Regions from separate parts of the Homo sapiens genome. Here region 1 is linked to region 2. A link is a loop called in an ENCODE intact Hi-C map of the cell type or tissue named here. Cell type or tissue: sigmoid colon. All regions are shown on one strand. Links, peaks and the distances in the headings refer to the core of each region. The heading gives the core; the rest is flanking DNA. Region 1 overlaps ITGB6 (integrin subunit beta 6). Region 2 has its middle 170 kb from the start of TANK-AS1.

What was found. A loop is a pair of places that touch in the nucleus more often than their neighbours do. Peaks named below come from ENCODE experiments on the same cell type or tissue, not always from the same donor. Only the 100,000 strongest peaks of a DNase experiment are listed, where the experiment ranks them.
Region 1: a loop joins it to region 2, with 9 times the contacts of the local background. A loop is called at or near these places in 72 of 110 quality-filtered maps.

Annotation. Positions count from the first base shown.
Region 1 is chr2:160,106,195-160,113,619 of GRCh38, forward strand. It overlaps ITGB6 (integrin subunit beta 6), which reads right to left. Exons shown (of 15, transcript NM_000888.5): 13 at 5,886-6,005; 14 at 1,485-1,651. Among named protein-coding and RNA genes, the nearest start is that of PLA2R1, 47 kb to the left of the region's middle. RefSeq lists an enhancer at 6,402-6,471. In sigmoid colon, for the core only: a CTCF peak has its summit at 3,928 (motif pointing right); a DNase peak (open chromatin) is centred at 3,967.
Region 2 is chr2:160,990,983-160,998,407 of GRCh38, forward strand. No RefSeq gene overlaps it. Among named protein-coding and RNA genes, the nearest start is that of TANK-AS1, 170 kb to the right of the region's middle. In sigmoid colon, for the core only: a CTCF peak has its summit at 3,618 (motif pointing left); a DNase peak (open chromatin) is centred at 3,569; H3K4me3 peaks cover 817 bases.

The DNA of each region.
Region 1 (7,425 bases), core at 2,475-4,974, 880 kb before region 2:
AATACCCAGCATGTATTAATCTTTTTTCAGTCTTTTTATGTATTTATTTATTATTTATTTTGGAGACTGGGGCTCACTCTGTCACCTAGGCTGGAATGCAATGGCATGATCATGGCTCACTGCAGCCTTGACCTCCTGGCTCAAGTGATCCTCCTGCCTTAGCCTCCCAAGTAGCTGGGACTACAGGTGTGAACCACCATGCCTGGCTAATTTTTGTATTTCTTTTTGTAGGGATGGGTTTTGCCATGTTGCCCAACTCGAACTCCTGAGCTCAAGTGATCCAATCCTCCTGTCTTGGCCTCCCAAAGTTCTAAGATTACGGTGTGAGCCACCATGCCCAGCCTTTTTCCAGTTGTTTTAAAAATGTATTTTTACAGGTGGACTGTTCAAATCACGATCCAAACAAAATCCATACATTGCATTTGGCTGTTGTATCTAAATGCATTTTTAATGGGAAGATAAAGTAGATAAAAATTTTCAGTGTTCATTGTCCTGTACCATGTATTATCATTAATTTAGAATAACCGCATACAACAGAAACATCCCTTATCAAGATAAATTTATCAAAAATGGAAAATTCCATTTGCTTTAGGAGTTGAAGGCATTGCTATAAAAATTGTTAACATCAAATTATTTGGGCGGACAAATCCAAAGGAGCATTGCGTCTACCTGTATTTTCTCCAGTGATATCATTGTTGTTAGAATCAGCAATGTAAGATAATTGCTGTTAGATACCTGGACACACCATTAGAGATAGAGAGATGAAATTAAAACTATGGAATTGTTTCTATGGGTCTCTAGAAATGTAATTATCTCTCCTGTGGAAAAGAAACACAGAAAACTATAGTCCTGCCTTCTGATTGCCTCTTGTGAAGAGAAGGCAGTTAAATTATTTCTGTTGAGTTTATGTATTTAAAGGTTAATACTTTTGGGGTTTTTTTCAGGTCTCTGTTTAAAATTTATGTTATTCAGAAAAAATAACTGCATGGCATTTTAAAAATCATCTCAATTTTGCTTTGTAACCTATTATATCAGAAACAAGTATTTCCAAAGAAATTGGCATGAATTATCGTACTATTTATGAACACTATTCCATTCATTATAACATAACCAATTTATGGAAATGTTTAGATATAGCACCCGTGCTTTATCAAATGGGGCCTGAGGGATACTCCTAGTGGTGAGGAAGCGCTGGGTAAAAATATACTTCCCCAATGTCCCTAAGCAGCTGTCTCAGGAGCCTCATGAGACCCTTCATCGTGGTGGAAATCCCCACCGCACTAAGACAAATATAAGCTATGAGGGTCATCTGGACCTTTGCCCCTGAAGCAGAACAGAAATCAAAGCTGTTGGAGTCATGGCGAGAGTGGGAGAGAAAAAATGTGACATTTGAACTCCCAGAGCAGAAGAAAGCTGAGCCCCTCAATCTCTTCCACCAGCCTCTTTCTCCCCTAGACAAGGAGTAGCCCTAAGTTTCCACATACCGTTTGCCACTTGGCTTTTGATCGTTCTGCTTCAAATTTGGCAACTTCTTTACGATCATGAAATGACACCAGTAGCTTCCAGATGCACAGTAGGACAACCCCGATGAGAAGAATAGCCAGGGAAACCCCTAACATGATCATGGGAATGTTTGGAGGCTTCGGACAATCTGCAGAAATAAAGAAAATTATAAGAAGGTGGTAAAATCAACATTTTGACATCGGAAAGGCATTTCTTGTTGGATTTTCATCTACATTTTCTGCAGCAGAGGATAAATATTGACACCATTTTCGCCTTGCTTAAATTTTAAAAATGAGTTACTTGTTGAAGAATAGCCCTGCATTCCTCAAAGTAGAACAAAAGATAAAGGAAGAATTTAGATATTTGAAGTAAATGGATATAGACTTGATGGTTGACTCTAAAAGAGAATCCAAAAGAGTGATAATTAATGCACATGGAATATTTAAAGGATTAAGAAAAAGACTAGTTTAATCACTAAACATGGTCTCTTCTGAGTTCACGATAAAGCAGAAATGGAGTGTGTGTGTGTGTGTGTGTGTGTGTGTGTGTGTGTGTGTGCTGCATGTCATCAGTTTTTCATGGACCTTCTTGAATCATGGGGAGTCTAGAAGACTATATTAAAAGTTATATAAAAACCTATCCCTTGGAAAAAATTACTATTTCCTTCTTTCTTTATAGACAGAAGACAATGATGGGTTTCAGTTCTGTTTTGTTGAACCCTAATGCAGTAGTCTGGTTTTGGGGAAGTTCCTAGACTAGATTCAGGAGAGGTAGATTCAATTCCCATCTGATGTACAGTAGCTGTGTGAATGTGATCCAGTCCCTTGACCTCTCTGAGCCCCAGGCCCTTCCTCTGTAAAACAAAGTTCAGTGTTCCCTTACCTTTTCTGATGATACCAATAAGCTGAACTGTTCTTGCTTACTAACACAGCTTCCTGGACCCCTTCCCCAATATTCTGATTCAGTGGGTCTTGGATAAGCCACCGATTCTGTGTTATTAAATATTCTAAATTATTCTTATCCTCAAGCAAGTCTGGGAAATTAGATGTTCTGTAGGGTACTTTCAACTTGAATATTCTATGAAATGTTATTTTGACTGTATTGAAGATATTAATGTAATTTTGCAATTATACAGTACGTTTCCTAATTCACAGCAGAATGACTAATAGTCCTTGCAATATGCCTAGGAGATGATACATTTCTTAATGAAACATTATAATTATGTTCTCCTCTTACTTTCATGGAAAAAAAATCCCACATAAAATTATCATTAGATATCTGCATCTCTCTGCAAGAAATGAGGCAAAATCCATGGGATCTGGGGAGGAAATGAATGATGTTTAGTTTATCCTAAGTCTTACTGCTTTTAGATATTTAATAAGGAGAGTTATACACATATGACTAGTCATGCTGTCTTTAAGGTAAGGATCTGGAGTTGATGTGAATCTGAGTGGGGCTAATTACCCACTAACAGCATGATGCCTGGCCTCACACACTTTTGTTCTTTGGCCAAGAAACCATGTAAAGAGATTATGCAGAAATAAGTAAAGGAGCTAATGACATAGCTATTACTGTATGAAGATCTAAAGACTATATTCTCGCATAGCAAATGAACCATAGCTGCCTCTAATAGGTGAGCACATTCCTGCAAATAAAGCGGCAGGCCTGTGTCATGAGAATATATACTGGCTACATCTTTGGCTAAGAAATGCCTGGGGTGGGGCATAGTATGTTCCTGTTCAAAGCAAGATGAAGCTTGCTACAATCCTGCACCTAGACATGAATTAGGAGGGTTCTCCAGGAGGGACTAAAGAAGAAATGGGTGCGGTCTGGCAGAGATAATTATTTTAAGAACTGAAAGTCCTCAGGAATTGTACATTTCTCAATTAAAGATGTTGGCCCAAGTGCCAGAGCAGGTCTTACACAATAGAGATCATCACTTTTCATACTTGGATGTTTCTTGAGATGCTCAGACTGAAAATGGATTTCTACGTGGAAGAAGAGGGTCACCTCTATCACTGTGGGCAATGTGGCCCATCGAGTCCAGGTTGGTGCAGCACCTACTTCTAAGGTCCTGAGTATCTAACTGTGCTACATGCGTTGCACAATCTGGTAGCTCAATGTGCATATTGAGTGCTTGAAATGTGACTTTTCCCAAGTAGCTTATGCTGTAAGGGTGAAATACACACTGATTTTGAACACTTGGCATGAAAAAAATGTAAAATATCTCAGCTTTTATACTGATTACACGTTGAAATGACAATATTTTGGATAACATCGTAAATAAAATTCATTTTACCTGTTTCTTTTACTTTTTAATGTAATTACTAGAAAATTTTAAATTACATATAGGGTTTGCCTAACAGTTCTGTCGGATGATGCTGATCTAACATCTTTTTGTGATTCAGATAGTTATGATGATTGTACAGCCAGTAGGAGGCAGTAGAGCACAGTGGTTCAGAGCAGGGGCTCCAGGCCAGGCTGCCAGAGCTCCTCCAACTAGCTCTGGCACGTAATTACTGCCAGACCTAGAAAATTATTTAATGTCTCTATGCCTCAATTTCCTTACCTTTAAAATGAAAATAATAGTGGTACCTGTTTTATATGGTTGTTAAGAATATTAAGCGAATTAATACATGTAAAATATATAAAACAACATCTGGCAAATGGTATTAGGGCTCAAAAAATGAGAGCTGCTATTATAATAATTAATATTACTATTGTTACAGCAAATACAGCACTCTTTCCCCTTTTCTATCCTCATCACCTCAAGGGCCTGGAGCCTCCAAGTTGGAACCTGTGGGTATAGCATCTACCCTAGCTGGTACTTTCCAGCCAGGAAGCCTTCCCGCCTATCATTCCTTGACTCTGTTGTGGCTCTTATGCTCTGGAAGTCCCTCCGGACTGTGGGGGAAAGAAAGAAGATGAAAGAAGCCACCTGTGTCCACAAGCACCCTGGTGGCGACCCTTCACTCAGTTCTTTTTTTCAATTTGCTTAGAGGACCCTGGGGATCAGCCCCTTTCTCACTTCTCAGTTTGCCTCTTCTACCCAAGCCTCCACCAGGCCACCCTGGGATTTTCTAGTCTGAAAGCTGTGAGACGGGAGACAGGAGGGACCATGGACCTCTGGGGACAGGTTCTGCTCTGCTGGCCCCTGGAAGTGCCAGGCCTACCCAACCATGCGGACATTTGTTGAGGAAGAGGGAGCCTGGAGGCTGTCAGGTGACTCTTGTTAAGCCTCCGGGAGGTTATGTTTCCCCTCACTTTTCCCTACTACAAAAGCATGGGGATAATAACACGCCATAATAAAAAGCATCAGGGCATCTGTGCGTGCTCTGCAGAATGGCATGTTGTGGTGCCACTCTTATTGTGTGGAAGAATAAAAGAACAGACAACAGCTCAGTAATGAGGAGGCATTTAGCCAAGGCATGTTTCACTGAAAAAAAAAAAATCACCAACTAGATACAAAAGTCTCTGAATTAAAAGCAGGACTTATTCTGGAAATTCGTTTTTGTTTTTGAAACTCGTTTTTTTCAATAGAATCAATACTGTAAGGGATGGCTTTGATTTCAAGATAACTTGCTAAAGTCACTGCCACAGTCACAGAGGGTTGGGAGTGTAGTTGGAGAATTTTATTTTGTAAGACAGATAATGAGCAGGCAGGCTTTTTTGGTATTATAAAGTAATTTCTCCTTATACAGCAGGATTCTCCTTATGTTTCCCTAATGAACGGCCACAAGACTCATTTTATGTATGCATTTCAAAGGAGTTGATTTACATGAGATTTTTCCAGAGCAAGACTCCAGGGGCACTCGGCATACCTGAGCTTCAAGGCCAAGTTCACAATCATCTTCAGATTTCAGGAAGATGATGACTGCTGCAACTACAAGTCATCTTAGCTGTTTTTTTTTTTTTTTGGCAGAGTCTCACTCTGTGCAGTGGCGCGATCTCGGATCAACGCAACCTACACCTCCCAGGCTCAAGCAATTCTCCTGCCTCAGCCTCCCAAGTAGCTGGGATTATAGGTGCAGGCCACCATACCCGGCTAATTTTTGTATTTTTAGTAGAGACAGGGTTTCACCATGTTGGCCAGGGTGGTCTCCAACTCCTGACCTCAAGTGACCCACCCTCCTCGGCCTCCCAAAGTGCTGGGATTACAGGTGTGAGCCACCGTGCCCGACCCTTATCTGGTCTTAATAAGAGACACTGGAACATACTGAACCTTCTAACTGGCATCTTTCAATCCTTGGGAAACTTTAAGAAACTTCATCAAAATTTTGGAAATGTCTTTCCTGGCATGCTACCCAGAGCGATTTTCTGGTTGCTTTCTCTTCTCCTGTGTAGTATCATTTGCCATCGGCAATGGAAGGCAAAACACCCACCTTTTTCATTGATGCTGTGAATGATGGTTTTCCCCTCATTATCTGTAGTTATTAGGAATGTAATAAGACATTCATTTTCTCCTTGCAGAGAGCAGGAAACAGAACCATCCTTTGAGAAATCTGCAGATAAAGGAGTCATTCATTAGGTTAAACAAGATTCCAAAAGAGATTGTTTTTAAAACAAAGTAGTATTGAGTTTTAATATGTAAATTAGAGTTTTCAATATTGCAGAATGAGAATAGGAGAGGCATAGGTTTTTTTTTTTCTCATGAAGTGAGGTTTTCGTTTTCACTCACGTTCCAGAAGAACAGTTCCAGTTGTGGTCAATCAGGACTGACCATCAAATGTGCCTATCAAACGGATACGGGCAGGATTGCAACAGGCTGAACGTACTTCAAGGCAGGTACCCACAGCTGCCTTGGGAATAGAATGGCCCTGATTATGGTAATGAGGGGGCTATAGGTTCTTTGCTGAGAGCATGAAGGATGTCTAGATTACATTTCTGCACAGTTCAAACTGATACTGATACTTTTAAAGGGGCCTTTCTCACAACGACATAGTCAAGATTGCTGGCCATGTATTGTGGTAACAGTAACATAAATTAATATCAGGAAACTGAGACTGAAGCATTATGTAGCTCAGGGACCAGCAGGATAAAGGTAAATAAATCCACAGTGACAGTTTGTCTATCATTCAGTAGAGCTCCTTTCTTAATTTGAAAAAAAAAAAAAATCCAGTTTACCTTAAATCTTTTCCAAGTGGGAATTTTTCCTTATTGAGCTCATTCAAGAGGCAGAAAATGAATGTCATGACAGAAATTAAAAGTAAAGTAAAATGGCCAATCTGAGATGCCAGTACTATCTACCAGAAATTTTAGTAGTCCAGGATGTATGCCAAAATTATGTGGCATTCTGCTAATTAAGAAAACCAAACAAATTTGCTTAACTGTTCTCCTATCTTTTAAGTTGGAGACTTTTCAATGATGGTTACAAACACTGTTTTTCAGAAACCTGTAAGTAGAAGACGTTTTTCTCCTAATCTAAACTTTTAGGACATAGGTCCAAAATTAGTGTGTTATGCTACAATGGATCAGAACATTAAAACTGGGGCTGCCCCTGATAATCTTGGACATACTCCTACTAGACTTATAACCTCTCCCATTAGCTTAAAAATAAAAACATTAATAAAGCAGAATCTAATGTGTTTTCTGAATCTAACAAAAATTAAATAATAGTCTGTTTTTGGTCAAAAATGCCATAGCCATAGATAGAAATATTAAGTTGCTGTTTGCTGTCTTTACATTTTGTTTGAGATGAAAAACCCAACAGTGTCTGTGAGAAGTATGCTTTGTATTATCTATGAAAACAGGAACCAGCAAGACATTTAGCATTGTAAATAAAATTTCGGATGATAGATTTAAGTGTACAAACTGTTTTTGAACCCATTAGAAACATCTATTACATGGGAATATTAAGAAATCTAATTACAAATCATCCTAGTCTAGTCATTGCCAAATGATTATGGTCATCTAAGTCACCTG
Region 2 (7,425 bases), core at 2,205-4,704:
CCAAAAAGCCCTTCAACATTGCCGAGGCTAGAAGCATGTTGATTTACAACCACAGGGTTCATATTATTGCCTTTCTCCATCCTATATTTTAAGTTAATTAAATACTTATTGAGTCCATGAAACAACATCTACTAAGCCCTACACCAAGAATAGAAATAAATAACCAAATATAGTTCCTGCCCTCAAGTTTGCCATCTGGCTGAGAAAAGCAATCATAACTAGCTGATAGGGGCTGGGGGAATAAATGAGTACATGCCCCCAAATACGAAATAACACAGTACATGTTGACTCCTTTGGAGTGAAGGTAGACAACTATGTTTGTAATATGATTGAGATTGAGATCAAAATGCCTCCTGTCATCTAATTTTTTGGTAGTATAACTTATGTCTCTCAGGAAAAATTATCATTGAGAAAATTATTCCCCAGTCCTACCAGGCCCTTCCAGAGAGCTGCAGTTTTACTCCTCTTCTTCATGTTTGTTGGGTACTTTGTTTAGATGAATGGTATACTGAGCTTTAAGAGGGACGTGACTTCTGTCAATTTTTCTTTTGTAATTCTATGTTACTAAGAACCCAATGGCTATAAGACCTGATTTAAGTTTTTCCAAAGCTAAGGTAACAGTTTTCAAAGCGTGCTTCAAGGGCCTCCTACATAAAAATTAATAGGATGCATGCTAAAATTTGATTTTCTGGGCTATGACATTCTGAAGACCTACTGACCTAAAATATCTGGTGAAACAGCCCAAGGATCTTAATTTTAATGAGTATCTCAGGTTATTATTGAATTTCCACCACCAGTAGTTTGAGAACCACTGGTTTAAGGGCTTTGCTGACTTTGGGGCATCCTCCTAACCCTATTCTTGATAACAAAATCTGTAAAGAATCATCCCTTCAGCCAGGTGCAGTGGCTCACGCCTGTAATCCCACCACTTTGGGAGGCCAAGGTAGGCAGATCACTTGACGCCAGGAGTTCAAGACAAACCTGGCCAACATGGTGAAATCCTGTCTGTACTATAAATAAAAGCACAAAAATAACCAGATGTGGTGGTGTGCACCTGTAGTCCCAGCTACTCTGGAGGCTGAGGTGGGAGGATCACTTGAGCCCAGAAGGCAGAGGTTGCAGTAAGCCAAGATCATGCCACCACCCTCCAGCTTGGGTGACAGAGTAAGACCTTGCCTCAGAAAAAAAAAAAAAATTCTTTTAGTTACATTCTTCTATTATAGAAATTCTTAATTCTGAGCTCTGGACCCATGGATTTCTACAGAATCCCTGGATGGGCTTCAAGATGTGCTTAAAGACTCCTGAATGTGTATGCAAAATGGTGAACAGGTGTATGTTTTCTCTGGGGTAAGAATCCATAGATATCTTCAGATTATCCAAGAGGTTTCAGGACATAGAACAGTTGACCCACTGCTTTGTGGGACTAATGCTATTAAACTCTAGGCTCCCGTTGCTGAAATTAGGTTTCATGGATACTAAGCAACCTCAGCAACAGAATTCTCAAGCTAAGTAATTAAACAAATAGACATTTATGGAGCATCCTGGGTGTTTATGAGGCACTGAAAACATTCATTCCTCACAACTCTTTTTAGTCCTTTACAGTGGAAAGTAGCATTATCTCCATTCAGGTTTCTAATAACAATAACAATAATAGTTAACATTTACTGAGCACTTACCATAGGCAGGTACTAGTCCAAGTACTTCCTATATAACAGCTCAAGTAATTCTTATTAACATCTCTATAATTCTTTTCTTTTTTTTTTTTTAGATGGAGTTTCACTCTTGTCACCCAGGCTGGAGTGTAATGGCGCAATCTCAGCTCACTGCAACATCTGCCTCCCGGGTTCAAGTGATTCTCCTGCCTCAGCCTCCCGAGTAGCTGGGATTACAGGTGCGCACCACCACGCCCAGCAAATTTTTGTATTTTTAGTAGAGATGGGGTTTCTCTATAGGCTTGTCTTGAACTCCTGACCTCAGGTGATCCACCCGCCTTGGCCTCCCAAAGTGCTGGGATTACAGGCATGAGCCACTGTGCCTGGCCAACATCTCCATAATTCTTATGATACCTCTATAATTCTTCCCATATTTCTATAATCTATAAAGTGGATTCTACTATTACTCCCATTTCACAGATGAGGAAACTAAGATTTCCATTAAGTTTCCTTCTCTCATCTCTGTATCATTAATAATAACAGCTAACCTTCATTGAATGCATTATGTGCCAGGCAGTATTTCAAGCACTCATTTTACAGAGGAGAAACCTAAAGCACAGAGACGTTAAGTAACTTATCCAATGTCATCCAGGTAGCAGGAGACAGAGCTAGGATTCAAACCCTAGTCTGGTTAGAGAGTCCACACCCAGCCATGCCTACTACTGCCGCAAGTTCTAGCCTCTACCTTACTGGACTGCTAATTCTGTAGGCCTAAGTTTCTGGGGATTCCTACCTCCAGTCTAATAGATTTCTTTCTTCATTTTTTTATTATTATACTTTAAGTTTTAGGGTACATGCGTACAATGTGCAGGTTAGTTACACATGTATACATGTGCCATGCTGGTGTGCTGCACCCATTAACTCGTCATTTAGCATTAGTTATATCTTTCTTCATTTTGAAGCTCCATTTGCATCAAGGGCTTTTGGGCATGGCTCCTAAGTTTCTACATGCATCTCCATGGCCACCTTATGCTGCACACATGCCCTGGGTGACAGTGTGTCAGGCCAACCTTAGCTCTGTTCCAGTTCCCAGACTACACAAGGTCACACCAGTCGCTCAGGGACGTTAGGGCTCTCAGAGGCCTTTAATGATCATAGATACGATAGCACCCGACAGCTCTGCTGCTCAAAGGAGAACTGGGCAGGATCACATTTCAAATATTGCCTCTGTGTAATGTTCTGAGACCATTCAGAGCCCGGTTAAGAAAACACAGCGACGACTCTCCTCAGAGCTGGGGCTGTTGATTTTGTTAGGTGAGATCACTTGAGGAATATAAAATGCAAGAGAAAGAGTAGCAAAGAGGAAAAACAATAGATGAAAATATAGGGTCAAGCAAAAGTCACCAAGCAGGGGAGGAATTGCCAGACCACATCGTTCCGCTCAGCTTAAACCTAGGGTTTAAGAGCTAAAGGAATTAATCAATTTCTACTTGTTTCAATTTCCTTCCCAATTGTAAAATGTTTACCTGCACGGTGGCTTTTAATTCAGAGAGAAAGAGAGAGAGCGAGCGAGCGAGAAAGAGAAAGAGAGTGAGCAAGACAGAGAGAGAGAGTGTGTGTGTGTATGTGTGTGTGTGTATAACAAAAGTTAAACTATGACTCTGTTTTAAAAGACAGTAGCCCATATTCTCCTGCTCAGCACACACACATAAAGGTTTTGTGATCAAAGCACACAACATTTGTATGTCTAACCATTGATTTATGCTGGGCTTTTAATATTATGCAAGACTTTTTCCTTCCTTTACTCACCACCGAGTGACTGTGCTGATTCAACATTTTATAGATGCATCAATTTTCCTTTAGAAGCTGTGCCGAGAACGTGTGACTCCCTGGGCCAGTTTCTCATTGAAATCAGATGACGCAGGAAGTATCATCCACATTTCAGTGATAGGCTGCCCCCTAGTGACAATTTTCAGCTACACAGTCAACCTACAAATTTACTGCTGCAAATACCGCAGAGGTTTCTTGACACAAAGGAGAAACATCCTCCGTTGCAGAGGATGTAAAATAATAGTGTAATTTAATCCCCAGCCTATTTTCTATACATTTCAGTGTTATTAAAGTTTTCTGCGATAACTCAATATATCTCTGTTTTCAAAATACAGTCATATGCTGCATAGTGACGTTTCAGTCAACGACGGATCACATATATTTAATACAAAGATGGTCTCATACAATTACAATGGAGCTGAAAAATTCCTATCATCTAGTGGCATTGTAGCCATCATAACTTCATAGCACAATGCACTATTCACGTATTTGTGGTGGTGCTGGTGTAAACAAACCTACTTTGCCGCCAGTCATATAAAAGTGCACATATAATTATACAAACATGATACTTGATACAACTATATCATTGGTTTATGTATTTGATATACTATACTCTATCATTATTTTTTAACTTTTTAAAATTTTTATTATTTTTATTAGAGACAGGGTCTTGCTTTGTCACCTAGGCTGGAGCGCAGTGGCATAATCATAGCTCACTGCAACCTCGAAATCCTAGGCTCAAACTATACACCTGCCTCAGCCTCCCAAGTAGCTAAGACTACAGGCACACCACCATGACTGGCTTTTTTTGTGTGTGTAGAGACAAGTCTTGCTATGTTGCCCAGGCTGGTCTTGAACTTCTGGGCTCAAGGGATCCTCTCTCCTCTGTTTCCCAAAATGCTGGGATTACCGGTGTGAGTCACCATTTATCAATATAATAGAGTGTTCTCCTTCTACTCATAAAACAAGTTAACTGTAAAATAACCTTCTAGTCCTTTCAGGAGGGATTCCAGAAAAAGGCATTTTATCATAGGAGATGCTTGTTATTGCCCCTGAAGACCTTCCAATGGGCCAAGATATGGAGGTGGAAGACAGTGATATTGATGATCCTGACCTTGTATAGCCCTAGACTAATGTGTGTTTATGTCTTAGTTTTTAACACAAAAGTTTAAAAAGTAAAAAATAAAATATTCTTAAAATAGAAAAAAAGTTTAGAAAGATATAAAGAAAGGAATTTTTGCCTATAATCCCAGCACTTTGGGAGGCTGAGGCAGGCAGATAACGAGGTCAGGAGATCGAGACCATCCTGGCTAACATGGTAAAACCCTGTCTGTACTAAAAATACAAAAAAAAAAAAAATTAGCTGGGTGTTGTGGCGGGCACCTGTAGTCACAGCTACTTGGGAAGCCAAGACAGCAGAATGGCATGAACCCGGGAGGCAGAGCTTGCAGTGAGCCGAGATTGCACCACTGCACTCCAGTCTGGGAGACAGAGCGAGACTCCATCTTAAAAAAAAAAAAAAAAAAAAAAAGAGAGAGAAAGGAATTTTTATATAGCTGTAGAATGTGCTTGTGTTTCAAGCTAAGCATTATTACAAAAAAGTCAAAAAGTTTAAAAAATTAAACAGTTTATAAAGGAAAAGAGTTATAGTAAGCTAAGGTTAATTTATTATTGAAAAAAGAAAACTATTTTGTTATAAATCTAGTATCCCTACATATACTATTCAGCACACATAAAGTCTACAGTAGTAGACAGTAATGTCCTAGGCCTTCACATTCACTCGCCACTCACTCACTACTCACTCACCCAGAGCAACTTCCAGTCCTGCAAGCTTCATTTATGGTACATGCCTTATACAGGTATACCACTTTTTATCTTTTACACCATATTTTTACTGTACATTTTCTAGGTTTAGGTATGTTTAGACACACAAACACTTAATATACAAATTGTGTAACAATTGCCTACAGTATTCAGTACAGTAACATGCTGGACTGGTTTGTGGCCTAGGAGCAATAGGTTGTGCCATATAGCCTAGGTGTGTAACAGACTACACCATCTATGCTTGTGTTAAGCACACTCTATGATGTTCACACAATGACGAAATTGCCAAACAACACATCTCTTAGAACCCATCCCTGTCATTAAGCCATGCGTGACAGTCAATAAAAATATCTTCATGGAACTAAGTGAAAGATGCTGATAACCAGTGCTCTCTGTAGTGAGCTGTGTGTGTCTTTCCATTTGCATTTATTTTATTTGGCTATTTTGTGGTATTTTTTTCTATCTAAGGTAACTGCACAAAGTAAATCATTTTGCCTTATCAGCATTCTAAACACTTTGGTTTTCAATGTCTTTATTTTTAATAGAAGTTCAATATTTGTCCTCATGCAGATCTATTAGATAATTCATATGAAGCATTTTGCATAGCACCTTGCATGGGAAGGCTTAGAAATAGTCATTGATACTATTGTTATAGGATTATCCATTTTAGAGAAAACTTATTTTAAATGTTAAACAAGAATACCATTAGTGATTTGTTTACAGGTTACTTCTACATTGTACAGAGGTGAAATAGTTTTCATGACAGAGTTAAACAGTCTCTCCATAAAAAGTTAATATTTAGAAACTTGAAAAAAGCCAGGGGCAGTGGCTCATGCTTGTAATTCCAGCACTTTGGGAGGCTGAGACAGGCAGATGACTTGAAGCCAGGGGTTCAAGACCAGCCTGGCCAACATGGTGAAACCCTGTCTCTACTAAAAACACAAAAATTAGCCAGGCGTGGTGGCATGCATCTGTAATGCCAGCTACTCAGGTGGCTGAGGCATATACAATCTTTTGAACCTGGGAGGTGGAGGTTGCAGTGAGCAGAGACTGTGCCACTGCACTCCAGCCTGGGTGACAGAGTGAGACTCCATCTCAAAAAAAAAAAAAGGAAGAAAAAAGAAAAGAAAACTTGAAAACAGTGGCAAATTTGTCTATTTCTGTTTTTTAAAAAATATTTAAATTATTTAATTATTTGTCTTTTTTAATATTTTTATTATTATTATACTTTAAGTTTTAGGGTACATGTGCACAATGTGCAGGTTAGTTACATATGTATACATGTGCCATGCTGGTGTGCTGCATCCATTAACTTGTCATTTAGCATTAGGTATATCTCCTAATGCTATCCCTCCCCCCTCCCCCCACCCCAAAACAGTCCCCAGAGTGTGATGTTCCCCTTCCTGTGTCCATGTGTTCTCATTGTTCAATTCCCATCTATGAGTGAGAACATGCGGTGTTTGGTTTTTCGCCCTTGCAATAGTTTACTGAGAATGATGATTTCCAATTTCATCCATGTCCCTACAAAGGACATGAACTCATCATTTTTTATGGCTGCATAGTATTCCATGGTGTATATGTGCCACATTTTCTTAATCAAATCTATCATTGTTGGACATTTGAGTTGGTTCCAAGTCTTTGCTATTGTGAATAGTGCCGCAATAAACATATGTGTGCATGTGTCTTTATAGCAGCATGATTTATGGTCCTTTGGGTATATACCCAGTAATGGGATGGCTGGGTCAAATGGTATTTCTAGTTCTAGATCCCTGAGAAATCGCCACACTGATTTCCACAATGGTTGAACTAGTTTACAGTCCCACCAACAGTGTAAAAGTGTTCCTATTTCTCCACATCCTCTCCAGCACCTGTTGTTTTCTGACTTTTTAATGATTGCCATTCTAACTGGTGTGAGATGGTATATCATTGTGGTTTTGATTTGCATTTCTCTGATGGCCAGTGATGATGACCATCTTTTCATGTGTCTTTTGGCTGCATAAATGTCTTCTTTTGAGAAGTGTCTGTTCATATCCTTTGCCCACTTTTTGATGGGGTTTTTTGTTTTTTTCTTGTAAATTTGTTTGAGTTCATTGTAGATTCTGGATATTAGCCCTTTGTC